2 separate regions of the Homo sapiens genome follow, and region 2 is linked to region 1. The links are chromatin contacts, found by Hi-C or POLR2A ChIA-PET in ENCODE. All regions are on one chromosome and are shown on one strand. Each heading gives the region's core, a stretch centred on a gene start or an enhancer-like site at or near the end of the contact. The rest is flanking DNA. Distances are from core to core; before and after follow the strand shown.

Evidence for each region. Hi-C counts contacts between places; a loop is a spot of excess contacts on that map. ChIA-PET counts read pairs that join two places held with the same protein, here RNA polymerase II (POLR2A). Pooled maps may share reads with other maps.
Region 2: a map of PC-9 shows a loop between it and region 1 (8-fold over the local background). The contact joins the promoter of TGFA-IT1 here to the promoter of FAM136A in region 1. A Hi-C loop is called at or near these places in 1 of 168 maps with a recorded cell type or tissue (PC-9) and 2 of 50 pooled maps. POLR2A ChIA-PET finds 5 or more read pairs at or near these places in 5 of 52 experiments (MCF 10A, PC-9, Panc1 and 2 more).

What each region holds. Positions count from the first base shown.
Region 1 is chr2:70,300,225-70,305,164 of GRCh38, forward strand. It overlaps FAM136A (family with sequence similarity 136 member A), which reads right to left and starts at 1,843. Exons shown (of 3, transcript NM_001329752.2): 1 at 1,380-1,843; 2 at 616-756. The coding sequence starts at 1,787. RefSeq lists enhancers at 179-1,128, 1,129-2,077 and silencers at 1,763-2,032, 3,836-3,965.
Region 2 is chr2:70,480,053-70,485,172 of GRCh38, forward strand. It overlaps TGFA-IT1 (TGFA intronic transcript 1), which reads right to left and starts at 1,588. Exons shown (of 3, transcript NR_046798.1): 1 at 1,533-1,588. All of the region lies in intron 2 of TGFA (transforming growth factor alpha), which reads right to left. LOC107985895 (a long non-coding RNA gene) reads right to left here and starts at 1,520. Exons shown (of 2, transcript XR_001739532.1): 1 at 105-1,520; 2 at 1-11.

The DNA.
Region 1 (4,940 bases), core at 593-3,092:
ATTCTGTATTTGGTGGTTATGTCAAAAGGAACAAACAAACGCCTCCTCCCCAACAAACTGCATAAGGGCTCTTGGTCATGAACTCCCCTGGTAACTCCCCATTACATCATTTCTTTTTTTTTGAGACAGAGTCTCGCTCTGTTGCCAGGCTGAAGTGCAGTGGCGCGATCTTGGCTCACTGCAACTACACCTCCTGGGTTCAAGAGATTCCCCTGCCTCAGCCTCCCTAGTATCTGGGACTACAGGTGCGTGCCACCACGCCTGGCTAATTTTTTGTATTTTAGTAGAGACGGGGTTTCACCATGTTGGCCAGGATGGTCTTGATCTCCTGCTCTCATGATCCACCTGCCTCAGCCTCCTAAAGTGCTGGGATTACAGGCATGAGCCTCCGCGCTCGGCCTACATCATTTCTATAGGAAATGATGTTCAACTTAAGGCACTCGACCGCCAAGACTTTTTCCAAAATTTCAAACCCTGTGAAAACTGGTTGGCCATCAGTATCACAACTGTTAACAGAACCAAGACACTAAAGCCAAGAGTTTTGAACAAATGCTTGTCATCTCCTGCAAAAGTCTGTATCAAGGACTACAGTGCTCTGTCTAGGATATTTCTCACCTGGAACTTCTCCAGCTCACTGGTGACCAAAGCCTGGGCTTGAGCCAGAGGCACATGGCAGCGCTCGATGCACTGGTGCACCTGCTTCATGGAGGCCTGGCTGTCCTCACAACAGCTGGCGCTGCACCGGAACATGAGACCCTGGGGAGAAAGGGCAGAGAGGTTAGGTAGGAAAGTCTCTGGGGACAGAGATGACTATGGAGCACTACAGGAGTTAGAAGGCCACGTGGATATTTGCACCTCTCTCTCCACCTTCTGCTTTCACCTTCCCTGAGAATAGACACCAGGACCTTAAAACCACCACTGGGGAAAATTATCCTCAATGTCTAGTGTAGTGTTTCATGGTGTCCTTGCTGCTAGCTCATCGGCACCTGTTGCACCGATGGTTGGGTGAACAGAGGTTCGCCCGAGTGGGTGAGGGTAGGGTGGTCTGACGAAGCCAAATTCTGAAAACCAGGAGCCTCTTCCATGGGGTTCAGAGGTCAGCAACCTAGCAATACAAATTCCACCAGAGGGCAGCCGACCCACTAATCAATGACTCAAGGGGCACTATCTGGGAAACGCATACTCCGTGAGAGAAGCAGGACCGAAACACACAGAGGCATTGCGGGGCTCAGAGAAGAACAGTGTAGAAACCCGCGCTGTGTGAAGCGAGGTTGGGCGCAAGAGAAGCAGGCATGACCTGGCCAACGGGGAGGCCGGAAGTCCTCGCCTTTCTGGTCTTTCACGTTGGCAGCGCCTCTGCTGGGCCTCGGGCCGCTCACCTGCGGAAGGGGCCGCGTAAGAGGGGAAGGTGGTGGGGCGAGCGCCTGCCACCAGGGGCTTCCCACCTGCCGCCGAGGACGCTCCTGCCCCGGGCTGGAAGGGGCGGAAAACAGCCTCGCGCACGGCAAGGGCACACGGATTTCATCCGATCCGCCAAAGCTTCCGAAGTCCTGTCCGAGGCCGCCCCGGCGACCCCAGGGCCGCCCACACCCGGTCTGCGGGGACGCGGCTGCAGTGCAAGGCGTCGCGTGGTGGCTGAGGGAAGGGCCCGGAACCCACCCGCTGAGAAGGGGGTCCTGGTTCGGCCCCAGCCCCGCTACCTGCATCTTCCGGATGTTCTCTCTTTCCAGACTCTTCACCATGGACTCCACCGCCTCCTGCACCCGGAGCTGCTGCAGCTCAGCCATGGCGACCCCGCGCTGCCCCGCGGCGCTCCGCGCCGGCGCCCATATGGAATCGGCGTACGGGCCCGCCCCCTCACCGCCCTTCGCCGCCCTTCGCCGCCTGCCCTTCCAGGGCCCACGCCCCCCCCTGGCGGCCGAACGGAGCCACTGCATGCTGGTGTCCGCGAGCCCACCGCCCTCCTCCCGCTTGGGAACCGGTCACTGGGACACCTGCCCTGCGGCTGCTGCCTGCCTTTCCTCCTCCCTCCCATGTCCCTCCCTTTACATTCTTTAAAATTATTTAATGTAATTTACATACAGATAAATGCCCAGATCTTAGGCGTGCTGCTTGATGAGTTTTAACAAACCCTGTCCGCCGGGCGCAGTGGCTTACGCCTGTAATCCCAGCACTTTGGGAGGCCGTGGGCAGGTGGATGACCTGAGCTCAGGAATTTGAGACCAGCCTGGCCAACCTGGCGAAACCCCGTCCCTACTAAAAATACAAAAATTAGCCGGGTGTGGTGGCACATGCCTGTAGTCCCAGCTATTTGGGAGGCTGAGGCAGGAGAATTGCTTGAACCCGGGAGGGAGAGGTTGCAGTGAGCCGAAATCACGCCATTGCACTCCAGCCTGGACGACAGAGTGAGACTCTGTCTCTAAACAACAATAAAAACCCAAACTCTGTCTTGTCCCAATCTCCGTCCTTTCTACCCCATCTCCCCACCCCTGCCCTAACTGGTCTGCTTCTGTCACTGTAGATTACATTTTCTCTTTCTAGAATGTCATATGTATGTTATTATCCAATAAGTACTCCTTTTCTGTCTGGCTTTTTTAGCATATTGCTGAAAAATACTTAGCCTAATGCTTTCGAGATTGAGCTGTGTTGTTGGTTCTTTTTTGCTGCTGAGTAGTATTCTATTGAATGGACATACCACATTTGTCGTTGTTGTTTTTTGAGACAGGGTCTTACTCTGTCACCCAGGCTGGAGTGCAGTGATGTGGTCTCGGCTCATGCAGCCTCCACCTCCCTGGTTCAAGTGATTCTCATGCCTCAGCCTCCCGAGTAGCTGGGATTACAGGCATGTGCCACCACGTCTGGCTAATTTTTTTTTTTTTTTTGTAGACACGGGGTTTCACCATGTTAGCCAAGCTGGTCTCCAACTCCTGAGCTCAAGGGATCCACACACCTCGGCCTCCCAAAGTGCTGAGATTGCAGGCATGAGGCATCGGTCCCGGCCCACATTTGTTGATCCATTCCCCTGCTGATGGGTGTTTGGGTCTTTTCCACTTAGTAGCTATTATGAATAAAGTGGTGACTATGAACATCCTTGACCATTTTTTTTTTCTTTTGGAGATGGGATCTTGCTATGTTGTCCAGGCTGGTCTCAAACTCCAGGCCTCAAGCTATCCTCCTGCCTCTGCCTATCAAAGGGATTACGGGTATGCACCACCACCCAGTCCTGGACCAAGTCTTTTGTAGACACAGATTTTCTTTTCTTTTGGGTAAATATCTAGAAATGGGATTGTTGGATCACAGGGTAGATGTATGTTTATGCATTTATTTCTCATAAAAAATGAACTTCAGAGACAAAGCAGGGGCTACAGATCATCAATGAAGCAGTCATCAATGAAGCACTTACATGCCAGCAACATGAAACTGTTTCTGAATTCCTGGAGCAGTTTTTTTTTTGGAATGCCTCACTGTCCCACCCATAACAGTACTGTCGTGTGCATTCATTTATCGAATACATTAGCTAGGGGTGCGGGTCCAGAGGGGAGTGTCAGTGGAGAAGGGAAACACACTCCGTGGAGAAGGGGAAGGGGCAGTGTTGGAAGAGGTGTGCTGGAGGAGGTGGTCCAGGCTGGCAAGGAGGGAGTGAGCCATCCGGGTTCCTCAGGAAAGTTTTCTTAGAGGAGATAAGGCTTGAATTGAGGCTTTGAATTGAATTGAAATGAGTGGGTGTTTGCTTGGCATATGGGGCTGAAGAGAAAGCCATGTCAGGCATGGGGGTGCAAGGTGGGGGTGGGGGAGGAACAAAGGAATGGGGCCGTCATTAGAATTTAACGATTTTCTGCCATTGGGCGCTAGATGGCAGGAGAACTCTAGTTTAGGGCAGTGGGGAGTTTGACTCAACCCAAGCTTCTTTGAAGAAAGCTATGTTTTGATTGGGCACGGTGGCTCACGCCTGTAATCCCAGCACTTTGGGGAGCTGAGGCAGGTGGATCACCTGAGGTCAGGAGTTCAGGAGTTTGAGACCAGCCTGGCCAACATGGTGAAACCCCATCTCTACTAAAAGCACAAAAATTAGCCGGGCGTGGTGGCAGGCACTTGTAGTCTTGGCTACTTTGGGAGGCTGAGACAGGAGAATCGCTTGAATCCGGGAGGTAGAGGTTGCAGCGAGCTGAGATCACGTCACTGCACTCCAGCTTGGGCAACAAAGTGAGACTCTGTCTCAAAAAAAATAAAATAAAAAATAAAAGCAAGCAAGCAAGCAAGCAAGCAAGCAAGCAAGCAACCAAACAAGCTGTGTTCTTCCAGCGCCAGGCCCTCTCTAGTGAGTACAAGTGTGAGTATCTCCCCATAAATCACAGTTCAGGGTCTTGAGACAGCCTGTTCACTTCAAGCTCGACTACAAGTGGCTCCCAGCAGCAGCTGGAATCAGGGCGACACCAACTATTAAATAATGTGCCAGACAGTGTTTTAAGTGCCTTCCACGGGATGATCTCATTTAATTTCCATGACAAAGCACCCTATGAGGTGGGTACTTTACTCTCCTCTCTTCTCTCACTCAGGGCAGAAAACTGAGGCCTAGGGAGATGAAACCACTTGCCAGAGATTGCACATTTATAAACTGGTGGAGCTGGAATTCCAATCCTGATGGGCTAACTCCAGACTAGAAAAAGTAGGAAATCTCTATTGTGACTGACTTAATGTTTATACTTATGTCCCATATTCCACAGAAAGTTCTTTCTTTCTTCTTTATAGCACAATCTGAAACTACTCACTTCTCCCTCTTATTCCTAAAATGCCAGACAGAACCTCTCCAACAGCTCCTACTTGTAGGAGCCAAGTTAATCATGCTAAAATGAGTTTAAAAGTCCTTGAGTAATGCAGCCTTGTTAGTTTCTATACACAAATTGAATGGTACTTTTAGTATTTACGAAAAATGATTCTTG
Region 2 (5,120 bases), core at 338-2,837, 180 kb after region 1:
ATATTTTGGGGCTAGATAAAGACAGAAAAGGGGAAGTTTAACTGTAGCGCCTTCAAATACCTAAGAAATCTATTTGGTAGAAGCAGGAGACAACAGGTACACACCAAAGAGTTTTCTCTTTTCCCCTGTGTTTTCCAGACATTCATGCCATGCCAGTAGTGAGAGCTGACTGAGTTTGTCACTTATTGTGGCCTTGACTGTGTCCTTTCTTAAGGCATTGGCAGGATCCAGATGGCCTGCCCTCACCCTCATACCTTGGCCTTCCAAGGTTGGGCTGTTTGGGTGATTCTGCTCCTGACAATCCTGTCTTCCAGAGGAGTGATTGTTGGACTAGGGTAGGAGGGCTGCCACCTGCACGCTCACTGGCAGAAATTCTTCAGAGCTTCTAGTACTGATATACATTTAGAAATGGTTTCATATTTCACAGATCATTTCAGTGAGTGTCCAAGGGTAGATTGGACTAAGGGAGGAGTAAACGTGGTATGCTGTAGTGTTAATTTCCCTGGAAACCCTTTGCTTATGGACGTTTTCTACATTATATGCCCACATGGTGACCAATATAACAGTGCCTCGCCACCCCCACCAACCACTTAAAAAGTTTCTCCATGAGGCTATTTTAAAAATGAGTGCATTCTCAGTTCTCTCTATGGGAATCCCCAGCAAAGCATCAGCTAGTATTTTTGCATGCTCAAAGAGTGGACTGATTTCCGTTGGTGGATATCTGAGCCTTCCCTGGATAATATCCCCCAGAGCTGCAACCCCCCTCCCTCTCTCCAAGGTGTGCCAGGATTCCCCGTGAGGAAAACTCCATGCCAACATTCCTGCCTCTTCCATGATCTAAAGGCTCTGCCTCATAAAAAAGTTGGGAATTCCTGGTTTAAATCCCCTGGGCTAAGTGTAAATCAAGCAACTTGGAGCTCTGCTCTTACAAGGAGAAATGTTGGGGGATTCCAGAAACACCAGGGTCATTTTACCTCTTAATAGTTTCTCCAAGCCATACTGGTTCAGAAGCAAAGACCTCATAGTTCCATGAAAAATTTGTTTTTCCTCAAAACTAAAAGAAATGAAGCCCTAAGGGTCTCATTTCACAAAATTCTCCCCTAGTCCAGAAGTGAAATATCAAAGAGTTGGAGGTACTCACAGCTAACTTTCTACCCAGTCAGGGTTCTGCATATGGTGTCCCTGGGAGAGGACACCCAGCCTGTGCTCTACTCTTCCAGTACTCAGGGGCTCAGTCTCTAAGGTAGTACTAAGTACTACTGCCCCAAATAGAATGAGCTGCCTTAGTACTGGCATTCTATTTGGGCAGATTATTGCTAGGAGGTTCTTCCTTAAACACATTAACATCTGCCTCCCAGAAACCTCTGTGTATTGTTTTGAATTCCATCCTTGGAAGCCACACAGAATAAGTCTCCCTCTTCTATACAGCAGTCCTTTCCCATTTCTATAGTCAGCCACCAAACCTCTGGGTCTTTGTGGTCCTAAACTCCCCTTGACATCCAGCCTCCAAGGTAGCTCCCAATGATCCCTACCTCCTGGTATCCACAGCCTTGTGAAGTCCCCTCCCATACTGTCTCAGGGCTGGTCTGTGCGACCAATAGAATATGAATGGGATGTGACTTCAGAGACTAGGTCATAAAAGGCACTGTAACTTCTGCCTTGTTCTCTTTGTCTCTCTCTCTTGGATTGGTCACTCTGGAGGAAGCTAGTTGCTAAGTCATTGAGACACACAATGGAGAGGTCCATGTGGAAAGACTGAGGCCTCCCAACAATAGCTTGTAAGTGAGCCATTCTTCAGCCCCACTCAAGCCTTCAGATGACAGTGCAGCCCCAGTTGCCATCTTGACAGCAACCTCAATGAGAGACCCTGACCCAGAACCTCCCAGCAAAGCCACTTCTGAATTCCTCTCAGACCCTGTGTGGGAAAATAAATGTTTATTGCTTTAAGCTACTAAATTTTAATTTGTCATATAGCAATAAATAACATACACTTTGAGTTTCTATAAGTATTCTTTAAGCAAGAAAGTCTGCAAACCTCTCACCTCAGGGAAAATTCTGATTTTTTTTTTTTTTAGTGCCTTTCTTAAAATAGTCTACTATAGAGTAATGGGGACAACAACAACAACAAAACACATTTACCAAATACGTTGGATGTTGGCCTTTGTGCTAACAGTTTTATACGTACTACCTAAGTTAATTCTTATAAAAGCCCTGTGATATAGGTTCTATTATTCTATCCATTTTACAGATGAGGAATACAGGTTTAGAGAGGTTAAAAGCCTTGCCTAAAGATGTAGGGCTAGGAAGAGGCAGAAGGGAAATCCAAAAACAGGCAGTGTGACCTCAGAGTCCTAGCTCTAAAGCTCTAGGTTACAGGAACAGAGTACAGTAGGAAAACCACCTCCCATGACCTGATTTCTACATTGATAGAACTTAGTTCTCCATCAATTTTGCCAGCAGTCCTGGAATGCTGTTGGATTATATAAATTTGTGGTCAGCTAAGGCCTCTGGCTGTTTCTCCACTTAAACTACTGTCAAATTTGGCCTCATATCTTCCTGATTAAATCATTACTCTTAACCTAAATACTGACTGTTATTATAAATGTGTCACTGTTCAATTTAACTTGGTTGGTTGGCTGTGATCCATTGTTCTGGCTCAAAACTTTTTTTTTTTCTCTTGAGTCTTTATTCTATCATCCAATACTTCAGCTATCATTCTGGGCACTGTGTTGTCTCTAAATCTGATAAACTTTTCCTTATATGTCTTCCTTTGATTTGCTCATAAAAGTCTCAACAGGAAAGAAGGATAAAGCCTGCTGGCACACCCAGGAGTCCCCCTTCTAGGTCAATGCGAATACATCAACAAATGTTTTCTGAAGATGACCTAGTTAAAAACGTCCTACCCTTCCCAAAAGCTTCTAGGTAAACCCATGTTGAGTATGTTTGGGGATCTCTTCATTTAAAGAGGTCACTGGCATTGTTCCTTCTCACCAACTAGCCAACTGTGAACTCTTGTAACTCATATTTCTCCATTTTGTCCAACTGAATATTTTGATTTTGTCATGTGCCTTGTTGAACTCAACGTGTATCCTCTTATACAGCCTTATGCTGGTGGCATTTCCCTCATCAGTCTTACAACACTAAAAAAGAAGTAAAGTTAATCTGCTGTGACTTTTCATTCTTTATTTGCTGTAATAAATTGGTCTAATGTTTTCCTGGGAGTGTCAAGTTTTATAATCTACATTCTAAACAATCTTCAGGCATTTTTACATCATTAAAGTCAGAAATGTATTTGTCTTTTTCCATTCTCTGAGCAATTTTTACATTTGCTGCTATTTCTTAAAAATCACCAACAGGGATGGGTGATTTTTGCTACAGGTTTCTCAGTACATTGAAGTAAAATTCATCTGTACCTGTGATGAGTAAACTCATCTGTGGTATTAGGGGTCTTTTACTAGGATACTCACTCAACCTTTTATTTCATATTTACTATGTTTGTTTTATTCTTTTTGACAGAAAATATAAAAGCAAAATTATGTCAATAATAGTCTTTTCCTGGTTTTGCACTAACCTTTTCTACCTGCCACAAGAGATGGACTTATTCCTTCCTTTTTTTACCTGTCTGCTCCCAAAGATAGCCTCAGAAAACCATTGGTTTGTGGCCAATAGCCACAACTCTAGTTCTTTCTGTCCTTCAGTTTTCCTGACATTCTCATAAACACCTGCCACCTAGGAGGCACTAACGTGCTTGTTCCCTCAACAAAGTGCTCTTCCATTCTATTCTTTGTCACCTCTTGGGACACATCCTTCTTTTGATGTTCTTGCATAACTTACTAGATGATGTATCAGAGAATTCCTTCTGCAGCCACATTTGGGTTCCTTACAGTCTCTCTCCCCTTTACTTTCTCATGAACCCTTTGACTACAAACTCAGAACTCTATGAGCCTCTCAACTGGCCTGGCCTTATTCCCTTGTAGAATCATGCTTGTGGGATCACATGTGGTTTTACCCTGAATTTTTGGACACTCTGATTGCCTGAAATTGAACTCTACCTAGTGTTTCCTTCTCTCACTTCTATAGCACATATAGATATCAACCTGTTATCCTTTCTGATCAAGACTGCATTCACAGAAGCAGGTGTCCCTGTTGTCTTCTTTATCTTCTGAGTAATACATAACCAACAAGTATGTAAAGAATTCTTCAGGTGTTCAATTTGCAGCATGCTGAGATTTCCAGAAAATATACCCATCTGAAGTTTGTTGCCAAACCACATTCTATCCTTATGACTACTTTGTCATCAAGATCCAGACAATATTAATTTCTTAGATCAACCATCTATCTACAGAATTGATCTATGATGATTTAACTTTTGATATCCCGATTATTTTTTCTTGAAGCAACTGTCCATGTCATTATTGAGCCTATTTGTTTATTTGGGGCTGCCTGGCAAACATTTCTTTACTTCATAACAGCACTCAGGTTTTCTTTTAGGGAATTACCTCTTCCCCTACAGGTTTACATTGGCTTATCACCATGTTCAGATGTGCTACCCACCCTTCCATCCTCTTTACCTCAAATATGAATCTTGATAAGAAAGACAAAAAGATAATGCTGATGGAATTCATGCATTATAACTGTGGCATGTTGAGCAGAGTTTCTGTTCTGAGATAGAATCTGCCATTCCTGATTCCTGGCTTCCTGGAGTCATCTGGGTTACTGTTCTGTTCTAAGGGTGATTCTCCAGCTTTCCCACAGATTCTGTGTGCTCCCAACAGCCTTCCAACAAAGTTGCTTTTGTTCAAGTTAGTTGGAATTGATTGTTGCAACCAAAGAACCCTAGTTGATGTATTCGGAACAAGATCTGTTCTTCAACTGACTTCTTATAATGCTATTCCTTGTCACCAATTCTCCAGTGCCCACAGGATCATGGAATCACCCATTCAACTCACTGCAACCATTGATTCGCTTCAGTTTTCCAAAAACATTTCCTCAACAAGCCCACAGGCAGAAACTGAATTAAAATGCCAAGTTTCATCTATTCACTGCCCCCAAAGTGAGCTATAAATCTGTAGTTACCCAAGGTGGTAAGTCTTGTTTATAGCAATACTGTGTTCTGTAGC